2 separate regions of the Homo sapiens genome follow, and region 1 is linked to region 2. A link is a loop called in an ENCODE intact Hi-C map of the cell type or tissue named here. Cell type or tissue: psoas muscle. All regions are shown on one strand.

Evidence for each region. Hi-C counts contacts between places; a loop is a spot of excess contacts. Peaks named below come from ENCODE experiments on the same cell type or tissue, not always from the same donor. Only the 100,000 strongest peaks of a DNase experiment are listed, where the experiment ranks them.
Region 1: it touches region 2 in a loop (2.8-fold over the local background); 5 of 110 quality-filtered maps call a loop at or near these places.

What each region holds. Positions count from the first base shown.
Region 1 is chr6:6,747,691-6,750,190 of GRCh38, forward strand. The region is part of intron 2 of LOC101928004 (a long non-coding RNA gene); the gene reads right to left. Among named protein-coding and RNA genes, the nearest start is that of LY86-AS1, 130 kb to the left of the region's middle. RefSeq lists an enhancer at 2,322-2,500. In psoas muscle, no CTCF peak of the experiment used is centred here; a DNase peak (open chromatin) is centred at 961; H3K4me3 peaks cover 2,500 bases; H3K27ac peaks cover 2,500 bases.
Region 2 is chr6:7,043,055-7,045,554 of GRCh38, forward strand. No RefSeq gene overlaps it. Among named protein-coding and RNA genes, the nearest start is that of RREB1, 64 kb to the right of the region's middle. RefSeq lists an enhancer at 1-300. In psoas muscle, no CTCF peak of the experiment used is centred here; a DNase peak (open chromatin) is centred at 1,127; H3K27ac peaks cover 1,754 bases.

The DNA.
Region 1 (2,500 bases), 300 kb before region 2:
GAATTGAAGATGAGGCAACTGAGAAAAGGAAAAGGGAAACACCCTGTGTGCCTGTTAAATGCCCTTGTTCACCTGGCGAGAGATATGCATATATAGTCTCACCACTGACTATCTTTTTATATATATGGTGTATATATAAAAATATAGAAGTGTACAGTGTATGTGTATATGTGTGTATATATGTGTATATGTCTGTGTATAGACACATATATGCACATACACACATTATGTACATTTATATCTATATAACGGCAATGCCTGAGCTGGCTATTTCCAGGCGGCCAATATCCTGTTTTAAACTGATTTAAAATATTGCCACTGTAAACTAATATCGTGATTTGCAACCACTTAAATTCTGGAAGAATTTCTCAGGACTGTGATGAAAATCCCAGCGTCTGGTGGTTCCCTCATCGCAGCTTAACCCTAATTGCCTACACTAAGTCCAATTAGTGGCAAATCAGATTCCCCTTCATTTCATCTGATGAAGTAAGCTTTGGCAGGAGCATCTGCCCACGCAAAGCAGGGTGAAGACAGAGAGAAGAACGGGGCTGCAGGGAACGGGGACACGAGTGTGGGGACCCAAGGGTGACCACAGTCCTCCTGCCCCTGAGTCCCCACGGCTCCGTGCCTCCGGCTTGCAGATTCCTTTCCCTGGATAGAGTTTTTGCAACTGAGTTTGGTGAGAATCAAATCTATCAGGTACAGTCCTAGAAACAAATAACTTGAAGTCTACTTTAAAGGCAGATTCTCTTGGTCTCTTTCTTTCCTGTGTCTGTACCTCTGTGCATCTCTAACACACACACACACACACACACACACACACACACACACGGCCCTTCTGTAAGCACACTTTCCTCGCTGTCCCAGTCCTCTCAGTGTCCACGCTCCTGCAGGCGCTGACTTGGGTGGCGGTTGCAGAGGAACCAGTAGGACTGGCACGGCCATGGCCATGGAGCATGTGGTCCAGGGCACAGATAGCAGCAGCTCTGGTTCCAAAGGCAGTGCGTCCTGCCAAAGCCTTCTCTCTCTGCATCTCAAGGTCACAATAATAGATTACGAAAGAGTGGAAAAGCACAGCTCAGAAAATGGGCCATGGGGACTTTCCTCTGGGTGAGGAGGGAGAGAACAATGCCCGATGCGGCAGCAGGTCGTTTGAGCTCTGCTAGGGAAGGAAACGCGGAGCGTGAGGTCCCTCCAATGCCCGGCACCTGCAACGCCTCCTGTCCAAGGGCTCTGAAAACACAAAAATTGGGACCATTGGAAAATGATTTTTAAGGTGCTCTGATGTAGAAGAAATTCCATCACAAACATTAACCTGTTTCACAAGAATCAAATATTTACTATTGTGTTTCATGGTGGCTACTTTTTAAGTCCCTTGCAAATTAAGGTAGGACAAATGTTCTCACAAAATAAACATTCTCCTGTCTTCAGAAACCACTGATAAATAGTCCAGGCCGATGGATCCTTGCCTCTCCTCAGAATAAGGGAGGGCTGTTATTTTAAAGCAGCAAATAGAACAGATCCTCAAGTGCCCTGGCGGAACAGAAGGCTGGACTGTTAAAGTCTGTGACACTCTCAGTGATGACGTTGGTTTCTAAGGGCTGCAGCAGCCATACCCAAAGAAAACATTTTATATATGATGATGTAGTAACTATACTTCAAGTCTTGACTTAAAAATGTATAATTCAACAACAAAATTACAATTTCTCTGTAAAAGGAGCACTTTTTAAAAATCCAAGCCACTTACACTGGTTTGAAAATATTTGGGGGGTCTTAACTGCTTCTGAGGCTATAGCAAGTGGTTTCTCATAAAATCAGACCCAAGGGAACTCTCTGAGAGGACCCTAGGCACTTAGATTTTATTCCGGGTATAATTTATTCCAAACAGTTTAGCAAAATGATGGTCACATTATAAGAGCATACTCTGGATGCAAAATGTCCAGGAAAGACAGAAGTAGAGGTGGGGTCCAAGAAACAATTCCAGTCTCCTAGAAACCATGCCTTCTGCTCAAGCCAAGTGCTTCTCCTGATCACGTCCTCCTGGTAACTCCTAGCAGCTGCGAGCATTGGAACATAGTCTTACCAGTTCCGGAGCCACCAGGCACCTTCTCTGAACGTCTGAACTATCAGCCCCTTCCCTCAGAGCAGGCCTGCAGGGACTCAGCAAGGCTGGGTGCTGGAGGGCCACTCTGTAGGTCTGGCCAGAGGGAGACCACACCACCCAAAGAGCCATTCAGCGACCAAGGCTCCCCTGAGCGGTCGCTGCTGGTGACACAGGCCCTTTGCTGGGAGAGCCCAGCCCTACTCAGAACAGAAGGGCTCACTGCTCCAGCCTCCAGCCTTCAATCCCAGCTGCAGCTTTTCAGCTCTAGTTTTCCCTCCAGGTTATCTTCCCTCTGTGGCTTCCAGCGGGTCACCCTGTGATGCTGCAGTTCCCCAGTCTTTGCAAACGGGGGAGAGATGACTACTGACTTCCGCGATGATTCATGCTGGTTGTTTA
Region 2 (2,500 bases):
ACCAATTTCAAGGAAAGCACACACACACTAAACCCCCCACTGTTTGAGGACTTTCCACGTTTGCATGCACTGGAGCTGGACTCTGGAGCAAAGGGCAGCAGTGATTATTCTAGAGGTTATGTCATAGATGGTGTAACATTATCTTCTGCCCACTGGGATCTTATCAGCCATGTGTGCCTGGTCTATTTTGAGACCCATCTGAGCCTGCTACCTGGGACATGGGTAGTGTTAACAAATCAACATATGGCTGACAAGAGTTTAACCTGCCTCGTCTGGTGAAGAACAGTCAGAGCAAACTGTCTGTCAGCAGCAGCAGCTGAACTTGTGATATGAAATATTGCTTTCTTGCCTAAAAGCAGGACAGAGAAAGAAAAAGAAAAAAGAAGCAAAAGAAATATTGCTTTGTCTTCCAAATAAAATTTAGAGGCTCAGTGTAAACTGCAACTGTGACCCCAATCAACCAAGTAGGTGAAACACACACACACACACACAGAGACACACACACATCTTTTTACTTAGATAGCTTTGTTATTCAGCAAGAAGACAAATTATTAAAAAGTTGCCGGGCACAGTGGCTCACCATGCTGTAATCCCAGCACTTTGGGAGGCTGAGGCGGGTGGATCTCCTGAGGTCAGGAGTTCGAGACGAGCCTGGCCAACATGGCCAAACCCTGTCTCTACTAAAAATATAAAAATTAACTGGGCGTGGTGGCAGGCGCCTGTAGTCCCAGCTACTCTGGAGGCTGAGGCAGGAGAATCGCTTGAACCCGGGAGGCAGAGGTTGCAACGAGATCCCGCCACCGCACTCCAGCCTGGCAACAGAGTGAGACTCCGTTTCAAAATAATAATACTAATAAAATAAAAAAATTAAAAGTTGAGCTCTTTCCACGAGTGAGGGCTGAGAGCTGGCATCCTAGGCAGGCAGGCCAGACCCAGGGTGTGCAATGGCCCTATTTGTTGCCTTGGTCTTACGTACGGAAGACCTCGGCTTCTCTCTTTGCCATTAGCAGGAGTCGAATTCTCAGGGCCTAACCTCACGTTCTATTTTCAGCTATTTCCACAAAGCGTGCAGCCTCTTAGTCTGCCGTCTTCCTGCTGTCCCTCACCCTCCAGGCCAGCAGCAGTGCCGGCCACCTGCCAGTAGCACCTGCTCCCTGCCCTGCTGCCTTGCTGTTTCCTTGGGTCCAGAAAGCCGTCCCTTCCTCCCAACTCTCAAATATAAGTGGCTTCCAGGCAGGCACGGTGGCTCACACCTGTAATCCCAGCACTTTGGGAGGCCAAAGCAGGAGGATCACTTGAGGCCAGGAGTTCAAGACCAGCCTGGGCAACATAACAAGACCCCATCTCTACTTTTTGAATAACTTTTTCTACTTTTTGATAAACTTTTTAAGTGGCTTCCTCTTATTTGTCTACCCAGCGAGTGGTGACGATTTATGTAGTGTAGGGGAGATCTCAGAAGCTGTCAGCCTGAAACACCTGGCCTTTGTCTTCCTGAAGAGAGGGGTTTATTTCTGGCAGACAATCCTACTGGATTTAAAGTTGGGGTGGTTAGAGAGGCTGCTTCTTCATCCATCTTGAAGTGGACATGATGAGGAAAAAATACACTGAGGAAAATGGCCAGTTAAAGACTTCATTATTGGCCGGGCGCAGTGGCTCATGCCTGTAATCCCAGCACTTTGGGAGGCCGAGGTGGGCAGATCACCTGAGCTCAGGAGTTCGAGATCACCCTGGCCAACATGGTGAAACCCCGTCTCTACTAAAAATACAAAAATTAGCCAGGCATGGTGGCAGGCACCTGTAATCCCAGCTACTCGGGAGGCTGAGTCCAGAGAATCACTTGTACCGGGAGGCAGAGGTTGCAGTGAGCCGAGACTGTGCTACTGCACTCCAACCTGGGTGACAGAGCGAGACTCTGTCTCAAGAATTAAAAATAAATAAAGACTTTAGCTGATGGTAATATGGCTCAGGGTCCTACAAAGCTCATAGAAAGTGAGAGGTGCCTTCTCGTCAAAGTACCTAAGAAAGGCTGGGTGGGAAGAGAAACCAAGAAGATTCTCCACTTTTTTAGCCACCATACGTGCCAAATAGTGGAATCTTCCAGGGTGCATGTGTTATTTGTGACTCAATAGCTATTGTGTGCAACAGCCTCTTCATTGACTTCTCCTCAGACAAGTCATAAAAAAAAAAAAAATCTCCCTTTCTTTCAGGAAAGTTAGAAATTCATTTGCCTCCAAAATAATTTTCTCTTCTTTCAGGTAGAGAGACCTAAATAAGTCTTTCAAAGTCTCCCTTTTTTTGATGACTATTTCTAGAAGTAAGAGCCAGAAAGGGCAGAATAATTAGGTTAAGTCACATCTAGCCCTGTGCCATCTGTGCATGGAGTGTGCGGATGATCTCGGTAGCGGTTAAGCCACTTACTAACCTCCTATCCACTGGGAAGTGATGAAGGAAGAAGTGACTAATGATGCTAAGGAGACAGCTGTCCTTATTTGGGCTCAGT